2 separate regions of the Homo sapiens genome follow, and region 2 is linked to region 1. A link is an interaction called in ENCODE POLR2A ChIA-PET data of the cell type or tissue named here. Cell type or tissue: PC-9. All regions are shown on one strand. Links, peaks and the distances in the headings refer to the core of each region. The heading gives the core; the rest is flanking DNA.

What was found. ChIA-PET counts read pairs that join two places held together with the same protein. Peaks named below come from ENCODE experiments on the same cell type or tissue, not always from the same donor. Only the 100,000 strongest peaks of a DNase experiment are listed, where the experiment ranks them.
Region 2: POLR2A ChIA-PET joins it to region 1 with 15 read pairs; 3 of 35 experiments call an interaction of 5 or more read pairs at or near these places.

The regions. Positions count from the first base shown.
Region 1 is chr12:92,255,697-92,261,199 of GRCh38, forward strand. LINC02391 (long intergenic non-protein coding RNA 2391) reads right to left here. Exons shown (of 5, transcript XR_007063404.1): 4 at 4,798-4,882; 5 at 3,567-3,650. Among named protein-coding and RNA genes, the nearest start is that of LINC02391, 110 kb to the right of the region's middle. In PC-9, for the core only: no CTCF peak of the experiment used is centred there; no DNase peak of the experiment used is centred there.
Region 2 is chr12:92,427,764-92,433,030 of GRCh38, forward strand. CLLU1-AS1 (CLLU1 antisense RNA 1) reads right to left here and starts at 5,236. Exons shown (of 3, transcript NR_144319.2): 1 at 5,147-5,236. It overlaps CLLU1 (chronic lymphocytic leukemia up-regulated 1), which reads left to right. Exons shown (of 2, transcript NR_027933.1): 2 at 1,271-3,239. RefSeq lists an enhancer at 5,128-5,267. In PC-9, for the core only: no CTCF peak of the experiment used is centred there; no DNase peak of the experiment used is centred there.

The DNA.
Region 1 (5,503 bases), core at 234-5,233:
TTTCTCTTGCCTGATTGCCCTGGCCAGGACTTCCAATGCTACGTTGAATAGGAGTGGTGAGAGAGGACATCCTTGTCTTGTGCCAGTTTTCAAGGGGAATGCTTCCAGCTTTGTTGCAGGATCTTTTGAGGAGGCTTAGCAGATGTGTTTGGGAGCTATCCATTGGATGATATAAGGGGAAGTGGTATTCACTGGCTCCCACCCCACAGTGATCAAGGGTATTAGATCCCCAGTACTTTTGGATTGTGCAAGTGTGAGTGATGTGGACTCCCACAAACATCCAAAGCTGACTGTCAGAAAGTTGAGGTGAAGTATGCCAGCTTGCACCTGCTAAAGCTGGTCAAAACTTCATAGAACTGGTTGTCACAGCTCTTATTAGATAAGAGGGTTGAAAGGATTTAAAGTCTGCCCAAGAATTTTCTGGTATATTGAAAAACATAACAGCTTTTGAAACTAAAACAAACAGAGGTTTTTCACAGTGAGGATATTCAGTACCCAAACCAATATTGGATATCCAAAGGAGGATCTTTAATAAATAGAAAGCTTGGGAAATGGATTTGAAGTAAAAAGAACAGGTCCTAAATCTTTCTGGCAATGTGAACCTGGACAAGTTACTTTCAATTTTGCTGAGCTTCAGTGTCCTGATCTTCAGAAACAGGGATAAATAATATCCTCCTCATGGAATTCTTGAGTGCTAAATGAGATATTGCAAGTCATAGCATGGTTAGCATTTTGAAAAACGAGGACTTATCATGATAATTATTAGCAATCGATCAGAGACAGCACACAGGGCACTGTGGAGGGGCCCCTCCATTGTTAGGGGCTGTAGATTTCAGTTGGCCAGGACTAGAGGAGAGAAAGAGAACAAAGGTGGTAACAGCTGGTGGGAGCTAGTGGAAGAGATTTTTCTGGACCCTGGGGGACTACAGATTGTGCAGAACAATCAAAGCCAAGTTGGGGGTTGGCAGTCAGAGATCACACTGAGGCCAGAGGTCAAGTGTGGTTACCCCTGGTCAAAAGCTAGGAAATAGAAACCTCAAGCTGGAGGTCAAATCCCTGCCAAGGGTCAAAGGCAGGCAAATGGTCATGCCAGTAGATGCACAGCTCCATTAGAGGCCTTCCTTGTCAGGAAGCTTATTGTGGATTCCCTGCTACCCTGAAACAATAGCTGATTTCCTAGGGGTGGTTAGCCAGGTTTCTGAGAAATCAAAGATGCATAGCCTTGCAAATGATCATGCAGCAGTTAACAGAAAAGTTCTAACTGAAATGTCTTTATCATGTACTTATACCAAGAAGATATGTGCTATTCTCAAGGATGCGTACTACTTTGAGGAGTTCTTGTTTACAATGTTCAACTTCAAGGGGTGACTAATTTTTCTGATTTTGTTTGACTTGCCTGCATCTTTCTTCCCTGGTCCTATAAGTTGGTATTATGGCATTGGTATTATGATCAGAAATCTCTTGAAATAAGCTCCCTTAGCCTCATATGTCTAAATGCCTTATGTCTTTTTTTTTTTTTTTCAGGGTCTTACTTCATTGCCCAGGCTGGAGTGCAGTGGTGTGATCATGTCTCACTGCAGCCTCAACCTCCTTGGCTCAGGTGATCCTCCCATCTCAGCCACTGAAGTAGCTGGGACTACAGGTGCACACCACCATGCCTGGCTAATTTTTTGCATTTTTTTGGTAAAGATAGGGTTTCACTATGTTGCCCAGGCTGGTCTTGAATTCCTGAGCTCAAGCAATCCACCTGCCTCAACCTCTTAAAGTGTTGGGATTACAGGCATGAGTCACCATGCCCAGCCTGTGTTATGTCTTAAAATGTTTTACATTGTTCTACCCTTTACCAATTCCAAACATCCATCCACTCATTCAACCATTCAGAGATGAAATTACTTATTCATTTAACCAGAAAATATTGAGTATGTATCTTCTACATTACTGCCTCAAGGGATTGTCAGGGTAAACTGAGATAAAACACATAGGATATCTGGCAAATAGTACACACTCACTACAGGCTTAGTGCTGGCTTATGTACTTGTCTTTTATCATATGCTATATATCTTATAAAATGTTCCATACTTTTATTTCTCTATTAGACTAAGAGTTTACATGTGACATATAAGGAGATAGGTGTGTTGTGATATCTCATTGAGGTCTTGATTTCATTTAAAGGCTAATGGTGTTGAAGATCTTGTCATGTGCTTAATTTCTATCTGTGTATCTTCTTAGTAAGGTGTCTCTTCATATCTTTTGTCAATTTCCTAATTAGATGTTTGTCTTTTACTGTTAACTTTTGAAAGTTGTTTATCTATTCCACATACTAATCTTTTGTTGGCTATGTGCTTTGCAACTATTTTCTTCAAGTTTGTAGTTAGTTTTTCCATCCTCTTAGCAGAGTTGTTCACAGAAAAAAAGGCTTAATTTTGAGTAGGTCTAGTTAAATCTAATTTACCTATTTTTTTCTATTATGGACTTTGCTTTTGGTGTCAAGTCTAAGACTTGACTTTTTTGTGTGTTTTACATTTAAGTCCATTACCTATTTTGAGTTAATTCTTGCATAAGGTGCGAGAGCTAGGTCAAGATATTTCTGCTCATGAAAGCCCAATTGCTCCAGCACCATTTGTTGAAAATGCTATTTTTCCATCACTAAATTGCTTTTTCACCTTTGTCAAAAATCAATCGGGCATATTTTTGTGGGTCTATTTTTTGATTCTCTGGTCTGTTCCATTGATCTATGTGTTTGCCCTTTGCCAATACCGTACAGTCTTAATTACTGTAGCTTTATAGTAAGTCTTAAAATGAGGGAGTTGATTTCTCCCACTTTATTCTTCTTTTTCAAAATTGGTTTAGCTATTTTAATTCCTATGTTTGTTCATCTAAATTTTAGAAATAGTCTTGTCTCAATCTACAAAACTCTTGCTGGGATTTTGATAGGAATTGCGTTAAACCTGTATATCAATTTGAAGAGAACTGACATCTTCACTATGTCAATATTTCAATGCATAAATATGGTATGTCTCTCTCTAATTAGTTCTTCTTTGATTTCTTTCATCAGCATTTTGTATTTTTCAACACATAATTCCTGTATACATAAGTACATATTTTTTGGTTGATTGTAAATGGTATTGTATTTTTAATTTTGGTATTCATGTGTTCACTGTTACCATATAGAAAGACAACTGATGTTTCTCATGTGTGCTTTTTTGTATTCTGCAAACTTGCTAAACTCACTTATTGATTCTAGTGGGATCTTTTATTGTTTTGTTTGTTTGTTTATTTGCTTAGATTCCATGGCATTTTCTACACAGGAAATCATGTCATCTGGGAATAGGGGAAGTGTTATTTCTTCCTTTCTGAGCTGTATGTCCCTCATTACCTGCTTAAAATGTAACTGTTTTAAATATTTCCTCAGTATACATTTAGAACCACATAAGATGCTGTTATAATTTTTGCTTCAGCCATCAAACATGATTTAGAAGACCCAAGAAAAGAAGCAATCCATTGTCTTTAACCATATTTTTGCTCATTGCACACATTTTATAAATAAACATTTCTCATATTTTCTCTTTCTTCCTAACATTCGAAGGTCCATATTTTATTATTTCCTTTCTGTTTAAAGAACTTCCTTTTGCCATTCTTCTAGAGAAGGCCTGCTGGTAAAAAAAAAAAAAAAAATTCTCTTAGTTTTCCTTTATCTGAGAATATCTTGATTTCCCTTTCATTTCTAAAGAAATTTTCACTAGATACAGAATTCTGCATTGACAGCTCTTTTCTTTCAGCACTTGAAAAATGTTGTACCACTTCCTTCTGTCATGCTTTCTGATAAGAACTCCACTGTCATTTGAGCTGTTTTTCTTCCTTAGGTAAATTGTTGTTTCTCCGTCACTGCTTTCAAGACTTCTTCCTAGTCTTTAATATTTGGAAGTTTGATTATGATGTGCTTTAGATATAGATTTCTTTGGGTTTATCCTATTTGGGGTTAACCCAGTTTCTTGATTCTATAGGTTATATCTTTTGTCAAATTTTGGAAGTTTTCAGCTATTATGTCTGGTACTTTAGCAACCCCAAACTCTCTCTCCTCTTCTTCTAGCACCCCAATGACACAAATGTTAGATCTTCTGGTATAGTGCCACATGTGCCTGAGGCTGTTTATTTTGTTCCCAGTCTATTATATCTTTGTTCTTTGTAAGTTTATTTGTTTCATTTTTAAAAGGAGAGATGTATATACAAAAGTCAGAAGATAAAATATTTCAGATTCTTTCTGATGAATGAGATTAGTAAGCATTTCCTTTTAGAACACAACATCTATGAATTTCAGCCCAGGACTTCAGCCTGAACACAGACCAATCAGTTGAAAGCAGTTGGTACAGTCAGGATCCAGGTGCCCCAGAGAAAAACAACAATACATTCTTTATCTTATTTAAACCACACCACAGAGAAGGTACTACTAGCATTACCACTTTACAAATGAAGAAGATGAGGTTTAAAGAGAGGCAGAGTAACTTGCTAGAATAACAGCCAATTAATGGCGGAGCTAGGATAGAAACCGTGGGGCACCTTTGAAATTATGCCTCATAGACTTCCAACTACAGGATGCATTATTGATTAAGGGACCCAGCTACTGCTCACTGAAACCCATTGCTGGGAATACTATGATAAGTTTGTTCATTGATAATACGGGGTCCTCTGACAGCTAACTTTGTTTTAAGAACTCCTCAAGATCCTTGCCAAATCTCTCCTGGACTTTACTATAGTCTAGGACACTTCAACCCAACCTTCCCTCCCTCCCTCCTTCACCTGGGGTCAGACATGTATCACTGATGATAACTCCCCCAGGCTTTTCCAGCTTCCTCTCCCATTTTCTCCAACACTGGCATTTTCTCTGAAAAAAAAAAAAAAAATCCCTGTATATTTTATCCCATTTTATCATCTGTTTCATGGAGGACCCAATGAATACAATCAGGTAATTCGATGTAAGAGCCCAAGCTATTGAACACCACTATGAACGTGGGAAAAAGAGAAAAAGTGTTTCTGTGGGATTATTTGACATTTCACCGAGAGGAACAAAGAAAATATGTGGGAAGATGCTATAATTTCTTAAATGAAATGCAAGTGCAAGTTGTCATTAGTTAAAGTTCATACAACATGGTTTGCCCTGGGTTCTGCCTGTGTTCTGCCACTGGCCAAGGTGTGGATCATTTCTAATTTATCATTTAGTCTAATGATGGCCTTCTTGTGAGAAGTGCAGGCTTATCATTTTAATGTTTATAATACTTAACATAGCACGTGATTTATCAGGCATGTTGGTAACATTACAACTCCAAGTTGTTTTTTATCCAAATAAACTGAAATTTGGCAACAAGTTTGTAGAAATTGATGTAATTTGCACCCCAGCAATTATCCCCTTCATCACCATTCCAATTTTCTAAATTATCTTTAAACAAGGGTGTGGTGAGTTCCTGGAGAACTGATAATAAACTACACAACCCGTCCTACTTGTCCT
Region 2 (5,267 bases), core at 268-5,267, 170 kb after region 1:
TTAGCCGGGCGTGGTGGCGGGCGCCTGTAGTCCCAGCTACTCGGGAGGCGGAGGCAGGAGAATGGTGTGAACTCAGGAGGCGGAGCTTGCAGTCAGCCGAGATTGCCCCAATGCACTCCAGCCTGGGCGACAGAACGAGACTCCGTCTCAGAACAAAACAAAAGGAAATGCCAATACCAGCAGAAATAGAGCCAAATCATGAACATAAGCTAAACAAATGTTGGCAGTGTAGCCTAGTGGTTAAGAGAGCAGACTCTTAACTAGAACACTGCACTCCATGTCCTCACTGTAGACCCTCACTGTGGGGTTCTAATTAACCCCTGTTACTTACCAGTGGCAGTCTTAAGGCATTCCTTAAGTTCGTTGTGCCCCAATTTGTTCATCTGTAGAAGGGGTAGGATGACAGTAGTGTTTACTTTATAGGCTTACTGTGAGCATTAAATGAGTTACTACTGTATTTGTAAAGTGCTTAAAATGCTGCTCCAAAAGAGTTTGTTAAACACTTAAGAACTGATTTACTTGCATCTAAACTGACAGCTCTCAATAACTGGAAATGATCAAGCATAGGCCCTGGAATATAAGCAGGTCTACATGAAGGCAAAAATGTTCGTTTCTTTTGTTCAGCCCTGTGCCTAGATCAATATCTAGTGATCATGCTCAAGAAATATTGTTGAATGAATCAATGAACCTACCGAGGTAGTTACATAAAAGAGTTCTGCATGAGTACAAATCTGGGCAAAGTGACCTCCAAGGAAATTTCCACTTTTAGATTCTGTGATTTCCTTAAGGAACTGATAAATTGGTGTGATACAATGTAAAAAAATGTGCCTATATGATTTGAGAAAAACTTATTTTCTCTCCCTCTTTTTTCCTTCCTTCCTTCCTCCCTCCCTTCCTTCCTTCCTCCCTCCCTTCCTTCCTCCCTCCCTCCCTTCCTTCCTTCTCTTTCTTCTTTTCTTTCTTTCTTTCTTTCTTTCTTTCTTTCTTTCTTTCTTTCTTTCTTTCTTCTCTTCTCTTTCCTTTCTTTCTTCCTTTCTTTGTGCCTTTCTTTCTTTCTTTCTTTCTTCTCTGTCCTTTCTTTCTTCCTTTCTTTCTTTCTGCCTTTCTTTCTCTTTGTTTTTCTTTCTTTCCTTCTTTTTTCCTTTAAGCAGACCATGTCTGTTAGATGAATGCCTTTTTCTAGTTAAAAGGTTAAACAGGAAAGTGAAGCACAATTATCAAGGGTCTCCAGTCATCTCCACATGTTCTTAATCATTATCTTCTTTTACAGTTTCATATCTCCAGGCCTTTCATTGGGTCAGGTTGGCATTTCGCTGCCCTTTATGTGTGTGACAAGTGAAAATAAGGAAAGAAAAAAACTCAAGTGAAGAAAATCAGAATCTGCGCAGCAGTTCCTGGGCGTTTCAGCTGCTTCCCACATCACCTGCCTCATCAAGCCCCAGCATCCATCTCCTTGCTCATCTTACACCCTGTGTGCATGACAGGCCCACCATTCATTTATCAGAGCAAAGGCTCTCCCACTATTCTGGTTCACCCCCCTACTTAGCCAGATATACAAGAATATCTGCACGGATGACCTGCCTCACCTGGGAGCTCAGAGGAGCTCAGATTCCATTACTATCGCACCAAGGACAGATCTCCCAGCAAGAATGACAGAAAAGACTAACTGCCCCCAAAATCTCCCTTCCAAAACACAGTTCTCTTAATTCTCCCAAGAAACCAGAATGTGACTGCTCACCTCTCTAAGGACCTGAAAACAACTGGCCATTTCAGCTATTTAAATCAACTTTAAAAAATCCAACCGCCAAAATATTAAACCATTTTGGTTGGAATGATAACATAACTAACCTGCTGACAGCTGCTTCTGCTAGGTGCAAAAATGGAAAAAAAAATACTTCTAATCAGGTCAAATCACTCTACCTTTGGGATTCTAAATTTACTCATATTCTCAAAGAAATATATTCAGTCATAGTGGGGAAAATAGGATTATTCCTTTAGCTCGATAAGCAACCAGAAGTTCTTCCTTCAAATCTTGACATTTAATCAATCAGAAATTGATTTTTGGAAAACTGTTTCCTATGAAGCTATCTCTGCCTGAAGGATTTTTCTTTTACAATCCAGACTATAGAAGGAAATTCACAACCTGGACTTTCACCTCCATTGGTCAGAGTTTTACTGACCAATTCCCACCTCTGCCTTACACCTAACGGAAGTTTATGCCTGTTTTCTCTTCACATACCCCAACAGTTACAAATGGTTGTTATTATTAAGCATCTTTTATTTTGTGGCCTCTGATTACATGGTCCCCTAAATTTTGACCTAATCACAAAAGATTGGTAAAATTTCTTAACATATTAATAATATTTTGTTTATGTGTCAATATCTTAGCATGTATCAATTAAGACAGAGGTCTTAACGTTCTCTTTTTGAAAGAGAATATTAGGATTCAGAGATATTAAGAGATTCTCCCAGGATCACAGTTAGGTAACAGAGCTGGATTTTAGTCCAGGTCTGTCTACAGCTCTAACGTATATACACCCTTTGTATAACATGTCACGAATTCAGCATAAAGGGATCTTCAGTGATCTAAGTCAGGGGTCAGCAACCTTTTCTAAAAAGGACCAAATAGTAATATTTCAGGCTTTGTGGACCCTATGGTCTCTATCATAACTGTTCAAATCACCATGTAGTGTAAAAGGAGCCATAAGCAAAATATAAACTAACGAATGTGGCTGTTTTATGGGATTTTTTTTTAACTCTTTATTTACAAAAGCAGGTGGCAGATCAGAACTCACTTATGGGCCATAGTTCTCTGACCCCTGACCTGAGAAAATCTTATATTTATGGACAACATTTAGACTGTGACTTGCCAAGTAAGAACAAGAAGCTCTGTCAACTGAAGGTCAAGGCTGGAGTTCTGAAAGCAAAGAGCTGTCTGGTGTTAATGATAAGTGAAATAGTTAAAGTTAGAAGATCCCAGTTATAAGAAGCACAAAGAATAATGACCATAGACTCCTGAACAAGAATGTCTGGACTTCTGGCTTAGGCACTCTTGTTGTATGGTCCAGGCCAAGTTACCTAATCTCTCCAGGCCTCCATTTTCTTATCATTAAATGAAGATAATAAAAGTATTTTCCTCAGAGAGCTGTAAGAATAAACTGAGCTAACCCATGTCAAGCACATAGAATAGGGCCCAGCCTATATTAATTTATCAATAAATGCCAGCTACATATTAGTTCTCTATATTTTTATTCATTATCATAAAATGTTTATCTACAGATTGGCATTGTAAGGATGGAGTTAAAATTGTATGTATGTGAAGGGAAATTATTCCTGTTACTATTGATCTGCATCACATTACCCCAAATTTGATGGCTTAAAGTAACAACATTCATTTTGCAAACAAATTTGAAATTTGAGGAGGGCTTGTCTGGGAAGACTTGTCTCTGCCCTATGTGGTATCAGCAGGGGGAGGCTTGACGGACTGGCACATGCCCTTCCAGAATGGCCCACTCGCATGCCTGCCAAGTTGGTGCTGGCTCTTGGCTGGGAGCTCAGCTGGGGCTGAGTGCTAGGGTCCCTGGGAGGTTCCTTGTGGCCTGAACTTCCTCACCACAAGGCGGCTGCGGTGCGAGAGTGAGCATTTCAAGATAGAGCCAAGATGACACTGTATTACTGTGTAAGACCCAGCCTGGGAATTAATGTAGCCTCACTTCCATCCCACTCTATTTTTAAAAAGTGAATTATTAAGGTCACCCCATATTCAAGGGGATAGGAATTAGACTTCATCTGTATTAAGAAAAATGTTTTTAAAAATTGTAGACATGTTTTAAAATTCTAAAGTCCACTTACTGGCTGCAGATTATTTATATATACATGCAAGATACACTCCTACATTCTCTTCTTAGAAGGCTCAGTTGCAGGTACAGATGAAGCTCTTCAAGTGAGATTTCTTATGTATTTATCCTCTCAATCTGAAGACTTGTAAACTAAGAGACAAGTTATTTGCAACCTACATACGCAATATTCAATGGTAAAGTATACATAGGACAGCCACTACAGACACTCTTGTTTTAAATAGAGGAAAATGAGAGCACATAACAGTCATTGGCTCATAGCAACTCTGATATCCAGACAGCAAACACAAGCAGGTCTTTTTTTAGGTCTCAGTCCTACTGCCTGGATTCCCTACTGCTCTTGGGTCTTCCCTCCAGGTTCTTGGTTCTTGGACCTCTTTTCATTTAATACTATTTCTGTTCCTTTAAGTTCAAGCTGGCAAAATATGATTGTACAATTCTGTTTAAAATTCCAGGACTTCCTGTGATTCTTATTGGGGAATACTCCATTAGACAAGAATCTCTTTGACATAAGCCATTCTCTACCTGAGATCCCTGTAAGGCTGTGATGGGACCACATAACCTTAAAATTATTAGAAGACTCATTGTTTACTGAGAGAATATGCCTAGCATATGCTTAGATCCTTAGAGGAACTCTGTTTCAAAGGGCTTATGAGACATTACCTTATATCTTTCTAAGGTACAAACAAAAGGTCTTTGGCTTTTGAGTTTGATCTTTGAGCTGACACCTTTTCTTAATTTGAGAATCCCCTGCTCTATGGAGAGACTGACAAAGAGAAATAGTTTTATATTTGAATGTAACATCTTGGATCTTTAATAGATTATCTTAAAATTTTCCTGAAAATGTAACAGTTCCTTTTTTTAAAATTCATTCTCCCTACACACTTATTATATATGACTAAAAGAAACTCCCTGGCATTTTCAACATTCTGGTTAGAATTTTTCTTAGCCCAATCTACCAGTTTATTAGGTATATTTGTATTTTCCACGTCACTGTAGGTGACAATCTTGCTAAACTTTCTGCCACTACATAACAAGGATCCCTTTCTCCAGTTTTCAGTAACAATCTACCAATAGCCTCCTCAAGGTCTACCAAGCTTCTACTAAAAATCTCTTTCAGCCCCTTCCAACTTCTGCCCACCAACTAGTCCCAGAAGCAATACCCATGTTTTAGGTTTCATTATAGCAGCATCTAGTTTCGAGTTCTCAGAACCTGTTTCGATCATGTTTCACTGTTTCCAAAACATCCCAAAACAGTAGCTTAAGACAGTAACACTTATTTTGCTCACAGGCTGTACGGGAAGCATGGCTGGAGAGGTCTCAGGAAATATACAATCATGGTGGAAGGCAAAGAGGAAGGAGGTATGTCTTACATGGCCAGAGCAGGAGAAAGAGAAGGGGAAGGTGCCA